Linked DNA regions of Homo sapiens: region 1 is linked to region 2. Evidence: chromatin loops called from intact Hi-C (ENCODE). Cell type or tissue: endothelial cell of umbilical vein. All regions are shown on one strand. Each heading gives the region's core, and the rest is flanking DNA. Links, peaks and the distances in the headings are about the cores only. Region 1 has its middle 49 kb from the start of KRTAP19-8. Region 2 overlaps LOC107985486 (a long non-coding RNA gene).

Region 1 (8,336 bases), core at 108-8,107, 1.6 Mb after region 2:
AGCAGCAGCAAGACTTACTGACAAGAGCGAAAATGCAAAGCTTCCACAAGGTGGAAGGGAACCCGAGTGGGTTGCAGCCGCTGGCTAGGATAGCCAGCTTTTATTCCCTTATTTGGCCCCACCCACATCCTGCTGATTGGTCCATTTTACAGAGCGCTGATCGGTCTGTTTTTACAGAGTGCTGATTGGTGCATTTACAAACCTTTAGCTAGACATAAAGCACTTATTGGTGCGTTTTTACAGAGTGCTGATTGGTGCGTTTACAAACCTTTAGCTAGACACAGAGTGCCCACTGGTGTTTACAATCCTTTAGCTAGACAGAAAAGTTCTCCAAGTCCCCACCCGACCCAGAGGCCCAGCCAGCTTCACCTCTCAATTTTACTTATGGCAGGCTTATCTTTCCAACTCGTTTGTAAATATATACTACAAAGGCAGGAAAATGGGCCCACGATAGTGTTTTTCACAAAAAGTAGTTTCTGACATTGGTTAATGAGTCACAGTGAAAAATGGAAGATGCTAATCTTCCAAAAAGCATAGGCCAGGCACGGGGTGGGGGTCATGCCTGTAATCCCAGCACTTTGGGAGGCCAACGTGGGAGGATCACTTGGGCCCAAAAGTTTGAGACCAGCCTGGGCAACACAGCAAGATTCAATCTCTACTAAAATAAAAAAAAAATAGGCATATGCCTGTAGTCCCAGCTACTCAGGAGGTGAAGGCAGGAGGATCACTTGAGCCTGGGAGTTCAAAGTTGCAGTGAACTATGATCCCTATCTCCAAAAATAAATAAATAAATAAAAGGCATAATTATAAGTTGGCAGAAATAATTATATAATAAATTTTTTTTTTTTGGAGACAGTCTCTCGCTCTGTTGCCCATGCTGGAGTGCAGTGGCACGATCTCAGCTCACTGCAACCTCTGCCTCCATGGTTCAAGAGATTCTCCTGCCTCACCGTCCAAGTAGCTAGGACTACAGGCACATGCCACCACGCCCAGCTAATTTATTGTATTTTTAGTAGAGACGGGGTTTCACCATGTTAGCCAGGATGGTCTCGATCTCCTGACCTTGTGATCCGCCCGCCTCAGCCTCCCAAAGTGCTGGGATTACAGGTGTGAGCCACTGCGCCCAGCCTGTAATAATTAATATGGTGATATCTGTCTTTACAACAATCCCACCCATGAGGTTGGTGATATTTGTATCCTATTTTTCGAGATGAGAAAATGGAAGGACAAAGAATTTTAAAAGCTTGCCCACTTACTGGTAGAGGTAGCAAAGCCAGGACTTGAACCCAGGAAGTCAGGCCCTCCAAAGTCTTCTATCATTTTATTTACTTGCCTTTTTTCCCCATTCCTGTTCAACTAATGGCTATGATTTGTGTCAAAGGTCTTTTCAGAACCAAAAGAAAAGAAAAGACAATATTGTATTAACTGATATTCTGTCTACTTTTACTGTCAGGTGAGACAGTTGCTTGGAATAGTGAATCAGAATCTGAACGTGGTGCTTCTAAGACAATAAAGACAGGGAGAATCCTAAGCTGGCATTCAAAAAAACGTCGCAGATCACATCATTCCACATCTCATTGTGTAATCTGGACAGCTGAACCCTCAACAGATTCAGGGACTAGTTCAAGGTCACACACGCAGCGAAAAATGTAGTTGAAACCAATTTAGTAGGAGGGCCCCTACCAACCTCCTCTTGTTAGTTTGAATAGCCTGCATGAGAAGGAAAAGCAGCAGTAATATCAATTAGAAACAGGAAAGCTCATCTGCCTCCTAACTCCCTAAAGATCTTTCGGGCCCTTTAAAAAAAGGTAGTGTCCAAGACACAAATACCAAGTCCACTGAAGGTCTCACTAACCAAATTGTGTGATGAGGCATTTCTGCAGATGAATATTTTTTTGGAGCTCTAAATCATCTCATCCTTAAATTAAATAATTCTTCCCCCCCCACCCCCCCGCCTCCACAAGGTAATTTAGAATAAAGAAGATAGTGTTTGTAACACACCTTTCTTGCCCCCAACACACATGCACCTTGATCCCCTCATCTGTCGGGCTACAAAGTTCCTTTTAAAAAATATTTTTTCTAATTGATAAAATTTGCTTTTGCTCATTAACTTTCCCAGTTAAAAGCCCTGGCTAGATGCTTTTTAAAGTAACACAGATGGAGATACGGGAAAGCAAAGATCAGAAACATTGGTGAAAGCACTGAAATGTTTCTTTTCTAAAAAGATTCATTAGTGATCAGACAGAAAAAAAGGAAGAAAGGAAGGCGGGAGGGAGGGATAGACAGAGGGAGGGAGGAAGGAACAGAGAAAAAGAAAGAAGGAAGGAAGGAAGGGAAAGAGGGAGGGAGAGAGAAAAAAGAAAGAAGGAAAGAAAGAAAACCTAAATTTCTTTTCAGTTGCTTAACAAAAGAACTTCTGGAAAGCTATAGTCTCCATGCAGAAAATGATTTTAGCTATCAAATATTTTTCTAAATGCTCTCCAGATTTGACAATGGATTTTTCTAAACTCCCACATTGCCCTCTCTGGGGCCAGGACAGGCTAAACTGTGAAAATGAATGGTTGAGGAAAAGAATACTGAACTCTGCCATGTGACTGTTCAACTGTTAATCTACACCCAAAAATGAAAGTCCATTTCCATCCTTAAAAATAGTAAAGGGGAAGGAAAAGTATCTTTTCCATTTGGTCCATTTTCTTGGAAAGTTTGTTATTAAAGGAAACGGTGGCCAGGCGCGGTGGCTCACGCCTGTAATCCCAGCACTTTGGGAGGCCGAAACAGGCGGATCACCTGAGGTCAGGAGTTCGGGACCACCCTGACCAATGTGGCAAACCCCAGTCTCTACTAAAAATACAAAAATTAACCAGCCGTGGTGGTGGGTGCCTGTGCTCCCAACTACTCGGGAGACTGAGGCAGAAGAATGGCTTGAATCCAGGAGGTGGAGGTTGCAGTGAGCCAAGATCGCGCCATTGCACTCCAGCCTGGGCGGCAGAGCAAGACTCCGTCTCAAAAAGATAAATAAATAAAATAAAGGAAACAGTTATTTGTCTGGGAAGAGGTGGATAAATGTTCAAAGAATGTGAAGAAGAGAAACATCCCCTTCCTGTTATCACATCTGAGCTGACTTATTGAAATAATAACAGGAGAAGGAAATAAAAAAAAGGGAAAGGAAAGGAGGAAAGGCCAGAGAGGAGGGAGGAAGAGAGAGAGAGAGAGAGAGAGAGAGAGAGAGAGAGAGAGAGAGAGAGAGAGAGAATGAAAATAAGAACGATAATTTTGGGACCCAGCAATATGCTTGAGTTTGCGTTTGACTCTAAAAACATTCATAGTGAAACAGCGGCCTCCTCTGGTCACAGGCAGGAAATTCAAGAACTTCTGTTTCTTACCAAAGTCAATTTTAAACTATGAAAATGGATGGATTATTACATTGGAAAAGAACTGTATTCAACATTTACCAAATCTGCCGTTGTGCACTAAAACCGTATAAACTAGAAAACTCAACCCAAAATCAGTGTTCTGAGGGTGATGAGTTCCAGCAAAAATCCTATGAGAAATTAGAGTTGGATAGGATCTTGCTCACATTTAATCTATTCTCCCTCACAGTGATCTTCCCTAGTTAAATTAAGTAAAAGTTGAAAATTATCCTCCAGGGTGAAACAATTTTCCCAAAATGGTCACTACTGGTCTGCTTGTACTCCATTCGGAGCCAGATAGACCTAGATTTGAATGCTGGATTCATAGAGCTGCATAACTTTGGACCAGGACTTGCCCTGTTTTTCCATCTGTAAAATAGGCCCCATAGCACCTCTCAGGGCTTCTCTGCAGATGCAGTGAAAGCACACACAAAGCACTAAGCATGTAGGAAAAATTTTGACAACGTCAGGGCCCCTTCCTGTTGCTACCACTGAGTCCAATATAGCTCGTAGCTCACTGAATTGTATGTCTAATGTTTGTGTATTTTTTTTTGTTTTACTCATTTATAAAAGCAAAGATCGTCTTTATAACTTTTATTGCGGTAAAACGTGATATTTGGTAAGATATAATTTGCCATTCTAACCATTTGTAAGTGTACATTTCAGTGGCATCAATTATATTCACAATATCGTCCAACCATCACCACTATCCATTTCCAAAACTTTTTCATCACTCCAAATAGAAACTTTGTATCCGTTAAGAAATAATTCCTCCTCCCCTCCTCCTCCTCTCATTGCTGGTAACTTCTAATCTACTTTCTATCTCTATGAATTTGCCTGTTTTATATATTTCATGTAACTAGGATTATGCAATATTTGTCCTTTTGTGTCTGGTTTATATCACTTACCATAATATTTTTGAGATTCATTCATGTTGTAGTGCGTCCGGAATTGGTGGCTTCTTCGTCTCACTGACTTCAAGAATGAAGCAGCAGACCCCCGCGGTGAGTGTTACAGTTCTTAAAGATGGTGTGTCTGGAGTTTGTTCCTTCTGGTGGTTTCGTGGTCTCGCTGACTTCAGGAGCGAAGCTGCAGACCTTCACGGTGAGTGTTACAGCTCTTAAAGGCTGCACGTCTGGAGTTTCGTTCCTTCCGGTGGGTTCATGGTCTTGCTGGCCTCAGGAGTGAAGCTGCAGACCTTCGCGGTGAGTATTACAGCTCATAAAAGCGGCGCAGACCCAAAAAGTTAGCTGCAGCAAGATTTATTACAAACAGCAAAAGAACAAATCCTCCACAGCATGGAAAGGAACCTCAGCGGTTCGGGTGGCCTGCTTTTATTCCCTCATTTGGTCCCACCCACATCCTGCTGATTGGCCCATTTTACAGAGAGCTGATTGGTCCGTTCTACAGAGAGCTGTTCGGTCTGTTTTGACCGAGTGCTGATTGGTGCGCTTACAAATCTTTAACTAGACACAGAGTGCTGATTGGTGCGTTTACAATCCTTTAGCTAGACACAAAAGTTCCCCAAGTCCCCACCCGATTAGCCAGACACAGAGCAATGATTGGTGCGTTTACAAACCTTTAGCTAGACACAAGTGCTGATTGGTGCATTTACAATCCTTCAGCTAGACGGAAAAGTTCTCCAAGTCCCCACCCCGCCTACAAGCCCAGCCGGCTTCACCTCTCTCTGGCACTCCCATGGGTCTTTGCGGCACCTAGCCTGGGCACTCCCGCAGCCCGGACGGAGCTCGTTCCGGATCAAGCCCAGCGGACACCTGCCGGCCGCGCCAAGCGCAGAGCCCGCCGAGCCCGCGCCCACCTGGAACCGTGCCGGCCTGCGAGCGCCGTGCGCAGCCCCGGCTCCCGCCCGCGCCTCTTCCTCCACACCTCCCCGCCAGCAGAGGGAGCCGGCTCTGGCCTCGGCCAGCCCCAGAGAGGGGCCCCCACAGCGAAGCAGCGGGGTGAAGGGCTCTTGGAGCAGGGACAGAGCGGAGGCCAAGGCCGAGGAGGCGCCAAGAGCGAGCGAGGGCTGCTAGCAGTTGCCACCTCTCAGTAGCATGCATCAAAACTTTATTACATGGGGTGCAGTGGTTCACGCCTGTAATCCTAGCACTTTGGGAGGCCGAGGCGGGCGAATCACCTGAGGTCAGGAGTTCAAGACCAGCCTGGCCAGCATGGTGAAACCCCGTCTCTACCAAAAATACAAAAATCAGTCAGGTGTGGTGGGCCACACCTGTAATCCCAGGTACTTGGGAGGCTGAAACAGGAGAATCGCTGAACCTGGGAGGCAGAGGTTGCAGTGAGCTCCAGCCTGGGCGACAGAGCAAGACCCTGTCTCAGAAAAAAAAAAAAAAAACTTTATTCCTTTTTCTTGCTGAATAATACTTCCTTACATAGATATACAGTTTGTTTAGCCGTTCATCTGTTGACAGACACTGAGTAATTACCACCTTTTGGCTATTGTGAATAATAAGCATTGTTGCACAAGTAACTATTCAGGTCCCTGCTTTCGGTTCTTTTGTATGTATACCCAGAGCATACGGTACATTCCATGTTTCATTTTTTTTCATTTTTTTAATAGAGTCTCCCTATCTTGCACAAGCTGGTCTCCAACTCCTGGATTGAAGCAATCCTCTTCTCAGCCTCCCAAGTAGTTTGTATTACCGACATGAGCTACCACACCCAGCTATGCTTAATGTATTTGTGTGTGTGTATATATATATTTTTTTTTATTTATTTTTTTTTTTTGGAACCACCACCATAGTCTATTCCACATCAGGTGTACCATTTTACATTCCCACAAGCAAGCCACAAGGGTTCCAATTTCCCCACACCCTTGCCAACAGTTGCTGACGGGATTTTTCATTGTGCAAAACTGAAACTCTGTATCCATTAAACAACTTTGTTTTCCTTCCCCCTACCCTTGGCAACCACCTTTTCCTCACTCCAAACACAAACTTCCTACCCATTAAGCAGTAACTCCTCCTTTCCTCTCTCCCAGCTCCTGGTAACTTTCAATCTACTTTGTTTCTATGAGTTCGGCTACTTTAGATACCTCTTGTCAGTGGAATCATACAGTGTTTGTCTTTTTATGACTGGCTGGCTTCACTTAGCATAATTTCCTCAAGGTTCCTCCAAGTTGTCATATGTAACAGGGTTTTTTTTCTTTTTAAAAGCTGAATAATATGCCTTTGTATGTACATTGCATTTCCTTTATCCATTCTTCCATCAATGGACATTTGGGTTGCTTCTACCTCTTGGCTACTGTGAATAATTCTGCAATGAACATTGGTTTGAAAATATCTCTTCAAGATCCTGCTTTCAATTCTTTTGGCTATATACCCAGAAGTGAAGTTGCTAGGTTATATGATAAATCTATTTTTAAGTTTTTGAGGAATCTCCATATTGTTCTCCATGGCAGCCTGTACCATTTTACCTTCCTACCAACAGCACACAAGGGTTCCAGTTTCCCCACATCCTCTCCAACACTTGTTATTTTGTGTTTTTTGATAGTGGCCATACTAATATGGGTATGAGGTGACATTTCATTGTAGTTTTGATTTGCACTTCTCTAATGATTAGTGATGCTGAGCATCTTTTCATATGCTTGGTGGCCATTTGGACACCATCCCTGGAGAAATTTATATTCAAGTACCTTGCCCAGTTTTTAGTTTTTTGTTGTTGAGTTGTAGTAGCTCTTTATATATTCTGGGTATTAATCCCTTGTCAGATATATGATTTGCAAATATTTTCTCCCATTCTGTAGCTTAGCTTTTCACTTTGCTGACTCTTTCCTTTGATGTGCACAAGTTTTTAAGTTTGATGTAGTCCCATCTGTTTGTTTTTGCTTTTGTTGCCAAGCTTTTTGTGTCATGTATAAGAACTTATTGCCAAATCCAAGATGATGAAGATTTATCTCTGTTTTCTCCTAAGAGTGTTATGGTTTTAGCTCCTATATTTAGGCCATTGATTTATTTTGAGTGAATTTTTTTTCTTTCTGCTTTTGGGCTTTAAATAAAACAAAATTTTATTGAGCTGTAAAATTATTTATATACATATTTTTGGCTTACATTTATATGAGACATCCACTCCAAATGAAATTTCAAATGAAATTTTTGACATTTTATTTCAAAATTATACTTGTGTGGTTTTCTGCATATTTACAAATAGTAGTTGTAATTTTTTCTCTTATGATTTTATTCTCAAACTATAAATACTGACTTAGATACCCTTAATTCATCATAATCTGTCAAACATTTTCTGATTTTATTTCTCTATATTTTATAGAGGATATGTCTCAGGTTTGGGATAGTATCTTAATACAATAAAGTAACTTAACCCCTGAAAAAGGCAAACATACAGATAAAGTCTTACCAAAAAGCAATAATTTTTCAGTCAATTTGATAAGAAAGAAGGATGAACTATAGACACCCTGAATAAAAATTGAGGCATTGTTATTTTTTTACTCATCATTAAGAAATATGGGTTTTAATTAAATATAATTTCTATAATTAACTATTTAAAATTCTTTTTTCTCTTCTATAGTTTTTTATTGATATATAATAATTACACATAATTATGGAGTACATTTGATATTTGGTTAGATTAATACAATGTGTAATCAAATCAGAGCAATTAGAATATCTATCACCTCATTTATCATTTCTTTGTGTTTCTAACACAGAAATGCCAGATCTTCTCTTCTAGCTATTGTGAAAGGCACAATAAATTATTATTAACTATTGTCACTTTATTGCTCTACCAAACATTAGAACTTATTCCTTCTATTTAATGTATTTTCTTTATTGGGTAAGGAAATACATCCCCAATCCCCACTACCCTTCTCACCCTCTGGTAACCATCCTTCTATGTTCTACTTCCATAAAATCAACTTTGATTGAGACATATGAATAAGAATATGTGATA
Region 2 (8,336 bases), core at 265-8,264:
ATTCCTGCCGAACTGCTGCAGTATTCTCTTTTTTTTTTGAGACGGAGTCTCACTCTGTCGCCCAGGCTCTGGAGTGCAGTGGCACGATCTCGGCTCACTGCAAGCTCCGCCTCCCAGGTTCACGCCATTCTCCTGCCTCAGCCTCCCGAGTAGCTGGGACTACAGGCTCCTGCCACCACGCCCGGCTAATTTTTTTCTATTTTTAGTAGAGACGCGGTTTCACTGTGTTAGCCAGGATGGTCTCGATCTCCTGACCTCGTGATCCGCCTGCCTCAGCATTCCAAAGTGCTGGGATTACAGGCGTGAGCACCGCGCCTGGCCTGCTGCAGTATTCTTGGCATCAAGATGGTACTCCAAGATAAGGAGAAGAGGAGAGAAAGAGAAATTCTCAACTGGCTTTCTTTTCTTTCAACCGGGAAGAAACATCTCTCCCAAAAACTTCCATTTTCATTTCAATGGCTAGAAACTTGTGACATGGCAACCCCTTCTTGCAAACTGCAAAAGAGCCTGGAAAAGGAGCATGTGAACAAACACAACAACATAGCTGTGACCAGCCTAACCAGTTGCCCTGCACTTTGTGTGTACATCCCTCCAGATCTCTACCCCTGCTAGCGTGTTGGCCAGAGCATCTTTCACTGCTCCTGCCCGGTCAGCTGGGTCCCTTGTGCTGCTGCCACAGCTGCTACTTGCCCAGTGACTTGCCACAGTGGCTGCCCCATTGTGTTGTCCTAGACACAACTTGACAGCATTTCCTGAACACACTCTGCTTCCCATCTCATGTCCTGGGAGTTCCCTGATGTCACTAGGGTAAGTGATGTAAACAGACCCTCACTTCCGGCCCCCTGTGTACAATCTGGAAGTTTAGGGGAGGAGGTCAACCCATGGGGTAGACTTTGACTAACAGAAGATTGAAACTCATGGATAGCTTTGCCTTTCTGTCTGTGGCAGGACTGTCCTGGGAGCAGTGGCTGAGAGGCCATCCCCATATGCAGTAGCCAGCTACACCCATCTCCTGTATTTTCTGCATTTCTTTTCCATCCTTCCCTGCTTAATCTGTGACCTCATTCCTGCTTTTTGGAACTATACTCCCCAACAAAATAGTAGCACACAAGGCCTTGCCCCAGGCTGTGTTTAATAAAGACTCTGACTCCATTTTTGATGTTCAATTGCTGACATCCTTTAAGCCTCCCTGCTCCCTCTGTCTGTGAGCAGAAGCCCTCACGCCAGCCCCATCTGCCACAAAACACCACACCAGTCTCCTCTTCCAGCTCTCTCAAACCATTTTCAGACCTGCCTGGAGCCTTCCTATTCCCCCCAGAAAGCCTTCTCTTGTGAATAATAAACAATTTCATACCCCCTAGGTGTGCGTATGGTGTCAGCAGTCTCAACATCAGGACCAAATTCTGGGTGATGTCCATTCTGCTTCTGCAGAGTGACTGCAGCACTCTGACACCAAACATTGTTTGTTCTCTGGGACTAGGCACACTGCCACCCTGAACAGTGATCAGAGTCCACTCAGTGAGGCAGATGTGGGAAGGACAGACGCTGTCCTGGCACTAGACCACAATGTAGAGAATTGGGGCCAAGACCCAGGAGGGGACACTTAGATCTCCCACCCCCATGGTGGTTACAGAGGGCTTGGTAGGAGAGTGTGGGGAGAAATGCTCCTTTGGAGAGAGTTGACCTTAAGTCCCACTGTCAGCCAGGGGAAGTGGTGGGGGTGTTTCCCCCTCACCTGGAGCCTAGTGAGAGGTGTCTTAAGAAGATTCCTAGAGAAGGGTTTGGAAGAGAATCTTTAGGGACAACTGTTGGTTGGGGATAAACAAGGGGATGCTTCCTCCCTTTCCTCAAGTCACTAGTGAGGTTGTAATAGGGTTGTCCAGAGAAACAACCAGTAGGATATATAGACACGCGCGCGCGCGCACACACACACACACACACACACACACACCACAGAAAGAGAGATTGGCTCACACAATTGTAGAGGTTGGCAAGTCCAAAATCTGCAGGGTGGAGGGTAGGCCAAAGATCCAGGGAAGAGCTGATTTTGCAGCTCAAGTCTGAAGGCAGACTGCTGGCAGAATTCTCCCTTCTCTAGAGGAGGTCATTCTTTTTCGATTAATGCCTTTAACTAATTAGATGAGGTCTACCCACATTATGGAGGGTTAATCTGTTTTTCTTAAAGTCTGCTGATTTAAATGTTAATCTCATCTGAAAATGACTTTCAAAACAATATCTAGACTGTTTTGACCAAATATCTGGGTACTGTGGTGTAGCCAAGTTGACACATGAAATTAACCATGACATGGGGCTTTAAGGAGTTTGCTGGGAGGACTTTCTCTATGTACCTGGAATTTTGGTGGGCACACAGTGGATTATCTGACTTTTACGGGGCAAATTAAAAAGACGAGAGGCAGCTGGCCAGTCACTCTTAGGGCAGAAGTAAAAAGAAATTGCAGTTCCCTTAGGGTTGGCCTCTGTCGCTTTGTTTTAAGACAAACATTGCAGGGGTGTTTCTCATGGTCCAGCTATGGGCTATGTCAGCAAAGGCTGGCTTGGAATTCTCTTGGGGTTTTGTCCAAGAAGGCTACCTGCAGAGGCAAAAAGGTCTCAGCAGAGAGGATCTGCCTGTATCAGTGCATTCCTGGGGCTGATGAGGAATGAGGGTACATGATACCTACAGTCAGAATAAAGACATGTTCATCCAGTGTCTTAGTGTGCTTGGGCTACCCCAGCAAAATACCAAAGAACAGGCATATTGCTTGATAGGTAGAACAACAAAAATGTATTTTCTCACAGTTCTGGAGGCTAGGAGTCTGGGATCAGATGCCAGTATGATTAGGTCCTGGAGAGGGCCCTCTTTTTCACCTGAAGACAGTGGCCTTCTCACTGTGTCCGCATACAGCCTTTCTCTGGTGCATGTGTGTGGAGAGAGAGTAAGCAAGCTTTTTAGTGTCTTCATATAAAGGCACTAACTCCGTCATTAGGGCCCCACCCTCATGATCACATCCAGCCCTATATACCTCCCAAAGGTCCCATCTCCAAATACCATCACATTGAGGATTAGGGCTTCAGTATGTGAATTTTGGAAGGATACAATTCAATTCATAGCCCACAGTCTGAGCAAATACAGGGGAGACTTCTGGTGGCAGAGTCTCTCAAGAATCCACAAAAACACCAAGGAGAGAGGCTACTCTTTAAGTTAGAAATTTCCCATCTCTTCCCCTCTCTTGGACCCTCAATCTTAAAGGAGTCAGAAACTGAAGCTAGCAGAATGGAAAAAGAATGCAAAATGCTATAATAAGCCAGGAAGAGAGACTATATCCCCTCCTTTTCCAACGCCAGCTGCCTGCTAGATTCTGGCCCAAGGTGGAGTGGACTCACCTTTTAACACTAGATTGAAATTCAGACCTGTACATGGAACCAATCATTTTAGTTACTAATTTGTGACAATGTTTTACATATCCAGAAAAGTCTTGGGCTGCCTGGATTTTCTTCCTGGAGCAGGGGAAGAACTAGTCTGACTGAGTACATTTTAAGTGAGAGTAGGGGAACAAAAATAAATTTACATTTTATGAGACATATGTGTTCTACTATTAGCTGTATTTTGCCTCCCTATCCAATTTTAAAGGGGGAAAATTTAACTTGTTAAATGATTGTTTGATAGGTAGAGTAATGAAAAATCCCAAGACATGCTCTCTAGATTTGAGAATTTCACAGGTAGTTTTCTCTGGGGGAATCTTAGGAATTAAAACATTTTGGCTGGGCGTGGTGGCTCACGCCTGTAATCCCAGCACTTTGGGAGGCCGAGGCGGGTGGATCACCTGAGGTCAGGAGTTCGAGACCAGCCTGGCCAACATGGTGAAACCGCGTCTTTACTAAAAATACAAAAAATTAGCTGGGCTTGGTGGCGGGTGCCTGTAATCCCAGCTACTTGGGAGCCTGAGGCAGGAGAATCGCTTGAGCCCGGGAGGTGGAGGTTGCAGTGAGCTGAGGTCGCGCGCCATTGCACTCAAGCCTGGGCAACAAGAGCGAAACTCCGTCTCAAAAAAACAAAACAGCATTTTAAGTAGATGTAATACCTGCAGTGGCCACTTGGTGGCAGCCGTCCACGAATGCTGCTTTCGGCTCGCTGCCCTTGGGGACTCTGTGGTTTTGTGTGACAAGCATTTTTTTTTTTTTTTTTGTCCAGCCTCCTAGAAAATTGCCTGCTCCTGTTTTGGTGGAAACTCTGTTTTCCCTGACAGTGTTTGTTTTGTGGTTGAGCCCTCTTTGGCTCCGCGAGGCCAAGTTTTGTGATGCTTTCTGAATATCAGATATTTTAGTTCTATCATGTTAAAGCAGTTTGGAATCTCTGTTGGGTTTGAGGTTTTTTTTTCTTTAGTCTTCTCCTTTAACTCAAACACTGACTGACACATTGAGAATGAAAAGCTGTTGTTACTTTTTCCTGGAAAAGTTTTCTCAAATCTCAGACTTTCTAAAACTCCTGACTCACATCAGAGGGAGAATGCTGTTTTTCTGCCACCCTCAAGCCCTCATTATTCATGTTTGCACATGTCATTAGCAGGGTGAGTTTTCTCTTGATTTGTACCAGATGGTGTGATTTTTTTTTTGGGGGGGGTGGGGGAAGAGAGTAGAAACTTGTTTCTTTAAACTCCACCAAAAATTGTTTTCTAATAGGTTCATTCCTTTAATAACAAAATTTCATTTATGAGGGCACAGTAGCACCCAGAACAAATTTTGATTTTGCAAACCAATGACCTTTTTATGGTTCTTTAGAAATGGAAGTCAGCTGTTGTCCAGAAGGGTTGGTGGCATGGGGACTTAGAAAGCCATGAAGTTTGAGCGCCGCTTTCTAATGTCTGACCTGATGTTTGTGGCTGCACTTGCTGTATGTCCTCAGGCACAACAGCTATTAGCTTTGTTGTGAATTTTAGAGGGAGTCACTTGTTCAGGCAATGGATACTGCATATGTGGCACTCTTTGCAGGTCCAGCTGGGTGACATGCTGAGAACAACCAGGTGTGCTCCCCGAGCTCATAGCACATATGGTCAGGTGGATAAAACAACCTTGATTTCAAACAAAACACCCAAAGGAGTGCATGTGTAATCACACACTGAAGGAAGAGCTCCGAAGGAAAAAAAAAAAAAACATGTTGTAGAATCACAGCAGACAACCACAGACCTGCTCTAGCTGGGTGGTCAGGCCGGGTCTCCCTAAAAAGTTAGACTGAAGGTGAAATCTGAAAGATGGATTGACATTAAGCAGGGAAAGGCAGTGAGATGGGAAGGGGAGTGTTGGTGGAAAAGAATGGGCCCAGGCAGAGGACAGAGGTGGGAATGGTGTGTCTAAGGAATGCAGGTTGGAGCACAGACAGCTAGAGGAAGAGAGCGTGAAATGAGGCCGGGGAGAACAGGCTGACCCAGAGGGCTACGGCAGAGCTGGTGTATTAGTCAGGGTTCTCCAGAAGGACAGAACTAATGGGATAGAGGTATATACTAAAGGGTGTTTATTATGGAGAATTAGCTCTCAAGGTCACAAGGTGAAGTCCCATCATAGGCTGCCTGCAAGCTAAGGAGCAAAGAAGCCAGTAGTGGCTAAGTCTGAGTCACCAAACCTCAAAAGTAGGGAAGCCAACGTACAGTCTGTGGCCTAAAGCCCAAGAGCACTCAGCAAACAACTGATGTAAGTCCAAGAGTCCAAAAGCTGAGGAACCTAGAGGCTGATGTTTGAGGGTAGGAAGCATCCAGCATGGGAGAAGGACGGAGTCCAGAAGACTTAGCCGTTCTAGTCTTTCCACGTTCTTCTGCCTGCTTTTATTCTGGCCGTGCTGGCAGCTGATTAGATGGTGCCCACCCAGATTGAGGGTGAGTCTGTCTCTCTCAGTCCACTGACTCAAATGTTAATCTCCTCTGGGAACACACTCATAGACACACCCAGAACAATACTTTGCATCCTTCAATCCAATCAAGTTGACTCTCAATATTAACCATGACAGCGGAGGAGCTGTTGTTGATACAGGAGGGTGTAATGAGTTTATACATTGAAAATAGCCCTGTTGCTGTAGAAATAGCACATGGAAGTGAAGTGGTGCCCAGGATGCCACAGGAGCAAAAAGGTGGCCATGCAAATCCTGGCACAAGAGAGAGGAACTTGGATGAGAGGACAAGGGCCTGGAGACTAGTGGCCAGATTCAAGAGACAGGTGGGACCTAAAATGGACGGAACTTTGGGAGGAATTGGGTAGGAAGGGGTGGTTAAGGGAAGACAGCATCATGGGTCATTCTGGCTGGAGTAACAATGTTTGATGGTCTCTTCAGCAAGTGAGGGGACACAGACTGAAGACAGGGTCAAGGTTAGAACATGACTTGGCTGCTTAAACGCAAGGACAAAGGTTGGGATCTCCACAGATGGACACAATGGAAAGAGGGAGAAAGACAAAAGAGTTTGGAGTATTAGCAAGTCATACAAATAAAATGTTTCTAAAATGCTGCTTTACACATCATTAGGAGTTTAATTATGGTTATTTTCATTCTCTGATCTGCTTCTTCTGTTCTTTTTCTCTTCCTTCTTTCTTTTTCCTTCCTTTCTTTACAGAATTTTATCTCAGCTTGCTCAAGTTTAATTGCAGAAAGTCTCACATTTTTCTACCTTATGAATCTCTAAGATCTTTTCCAGAGTTTTTACAAAGGGTTTATACAAATTTTGGTAAAATTGAGTAACTTTTCCAAAAGACCAGATACCTGGACCAGCTGGTAATTTGTCATAATTTAAAATTATTTTTATTTTAATGCACCTTTCACTCTATGGTTTTGTATTTTAATGCATCTCTTAACTATACATGGTTGATTTATAGTGTGACTTTGGATAAGTTATGTGACCCTTCTTTGCTTTTGTTTCCTAATTTGAAGAATAGATTAGTAAAAAGATGATATAATAATCATCTTTTTAATGGGTTGTTTTGAGGACTAAATGAGTGAAAACTCATAAGGTGCATTATAAGCACTTAATAAATATTAGTGTTGTTGGTAGCTATTGTTATGGCATGGGCCAGAATGGTAGACTGGGAGACCCACAGACAGAGCTAGAACTTAAGCAATGGAGGTTAAAGCTATGCTTAAATTACCTATGTGATGAAAGCTGGTGTTTCCTGGAGTTTACGATGCAGTTTGCATTATGGACGGAAAGTTTTTCTGGGTAGTGAAAGGAGAGTAGCCAGTGGGTGTTCATGCTTGCATGGCGAGATGAAGAATACACTTGGGTTTACACCCCTTTGTGTCTTTTTGGATGGGCCTTCTCTGAGTGACATGAGGAATACTGATACAGCTCCATAATAGCAGTAATAAGACCTGATATGGAGTAGGGGGGAGCTCAGCAGTTGCCAGCCCTGAACACACTTTATCTCGTTGAACTCCATAAGAGCCCTGTTGGGTTGAGTCTATTTTTGTTTCCGTTTTAGCAATGTGAAAAACCGAGATTACATAACTTGCCAAAGTGGTGGAGCTGGAAATCCAGATATTCTAGCTTTAGAGATCAACCAATGTGAATAAACAACTTCCATTTTCCCAGTCACATTTCCACTCCTAAAGTTTTCCCTAATCTCCAAGTTTTTACACTATTAAGAAGAATGCAGTCATGCAGATTTTGTTTTCTTTACCTTGAAAGAGGAGAGTTTAACCAGCTAAGGTATGTGTTGGTTGCAACAATCCTTAAAGACACATAATCCTAAGTTTCCATATTTTTTTTTTTGAGATGGAGTCTCACTCTGTTGCCAGGCTGCAGTGCAGTGGCGCAATCTCAGCTCACTGCAATCTCCATCTCCTGGGTTCAAGAGACTCTCCTGCTCAGCCTCATGAGTAGCTGGGACTACAGGCATGCGCCAACACACCTGGCTAATTTTTGTATTTTTAGTAGAGCCGGGGTTTCACTATGTTGGACAGGATGGTCTCGATCTCTTGACCTTGTGATCCACCCGCCTCGGCCTCCCAAAGTGCTGGGATTAGAAGTGTGAGGCACCGCACTTGGCCAAGTTTCTATACTTTAATGAGTGAAGAAATGGATGAATTCAAATATATTGGTAATGACAGAGATAATAAACATAGTTGCATAATCAAACCACTGTCTCCAACGGCCAGTTGCTAGAAGTAGGAAAGACATCTAAGTGAAGGAAGACAGAGCAATCAGATTCTGACCTTCCATATTTTGCAACTTATTTTTTTATTCATTCAATATAAACTTAGTAAGCTCCTACTATGGTCCAGGCCCTGTGTTTTGCTTTTATATCAGAATCTCGGTCATCAAGATGCTTATAGCTTCATGGAGGAGAGATGTAGGAAA

Evidence for each region. Hi-C counts contacts between places; a loop is a spot of excess contacts. Peaks named below come from ENCODE experiments on the same cell type or tissue, not always from the same donor. Only the 100,000 strongest peaks of a DNase experiment are listed, where the experiment ranks them.
Region 1: a loop joins it to region 2, with 33 times the contacts of the local background. A loop is called at or near these places in 5 of 110 quality-filtered maps.

What each region holds. Positions count from the first base shown.
Region 1 is chr21:31,083,297-31,091,632 of GRCh38, forward strand. No RefSeq gene overlaps it. Among named protein-coding and RNA genes, the nearest start is that of KRTAP19-8, 49 kb to the left of the region's middle. In endothelial cell of umbilical vein, for the core only: a CTCF peak has its summit at 3,359; a DNase peak (open chromatin) is centred at 3,335.
Region 2 is chr21:29,472,532-29,480,867 of GRCh38, forward strand. LOC107985486 (a long non-coding RNA gene) reads left to right here. Exons shown (of 2, transcript XR_001754998.2): 2 at 1-1,152. Among named protein-coding and RNA genes, the nearest start is that of BACH1-IT3, 19 kb to the right of the region's middle. In endothelial cell of umbilical vein, for the core only: a CTCF peak has its summit at 4,108 (motif pointing right); a DNase peak (open chromatin) is centred at 4,130; H3K27me3 peaks cover 196 bases.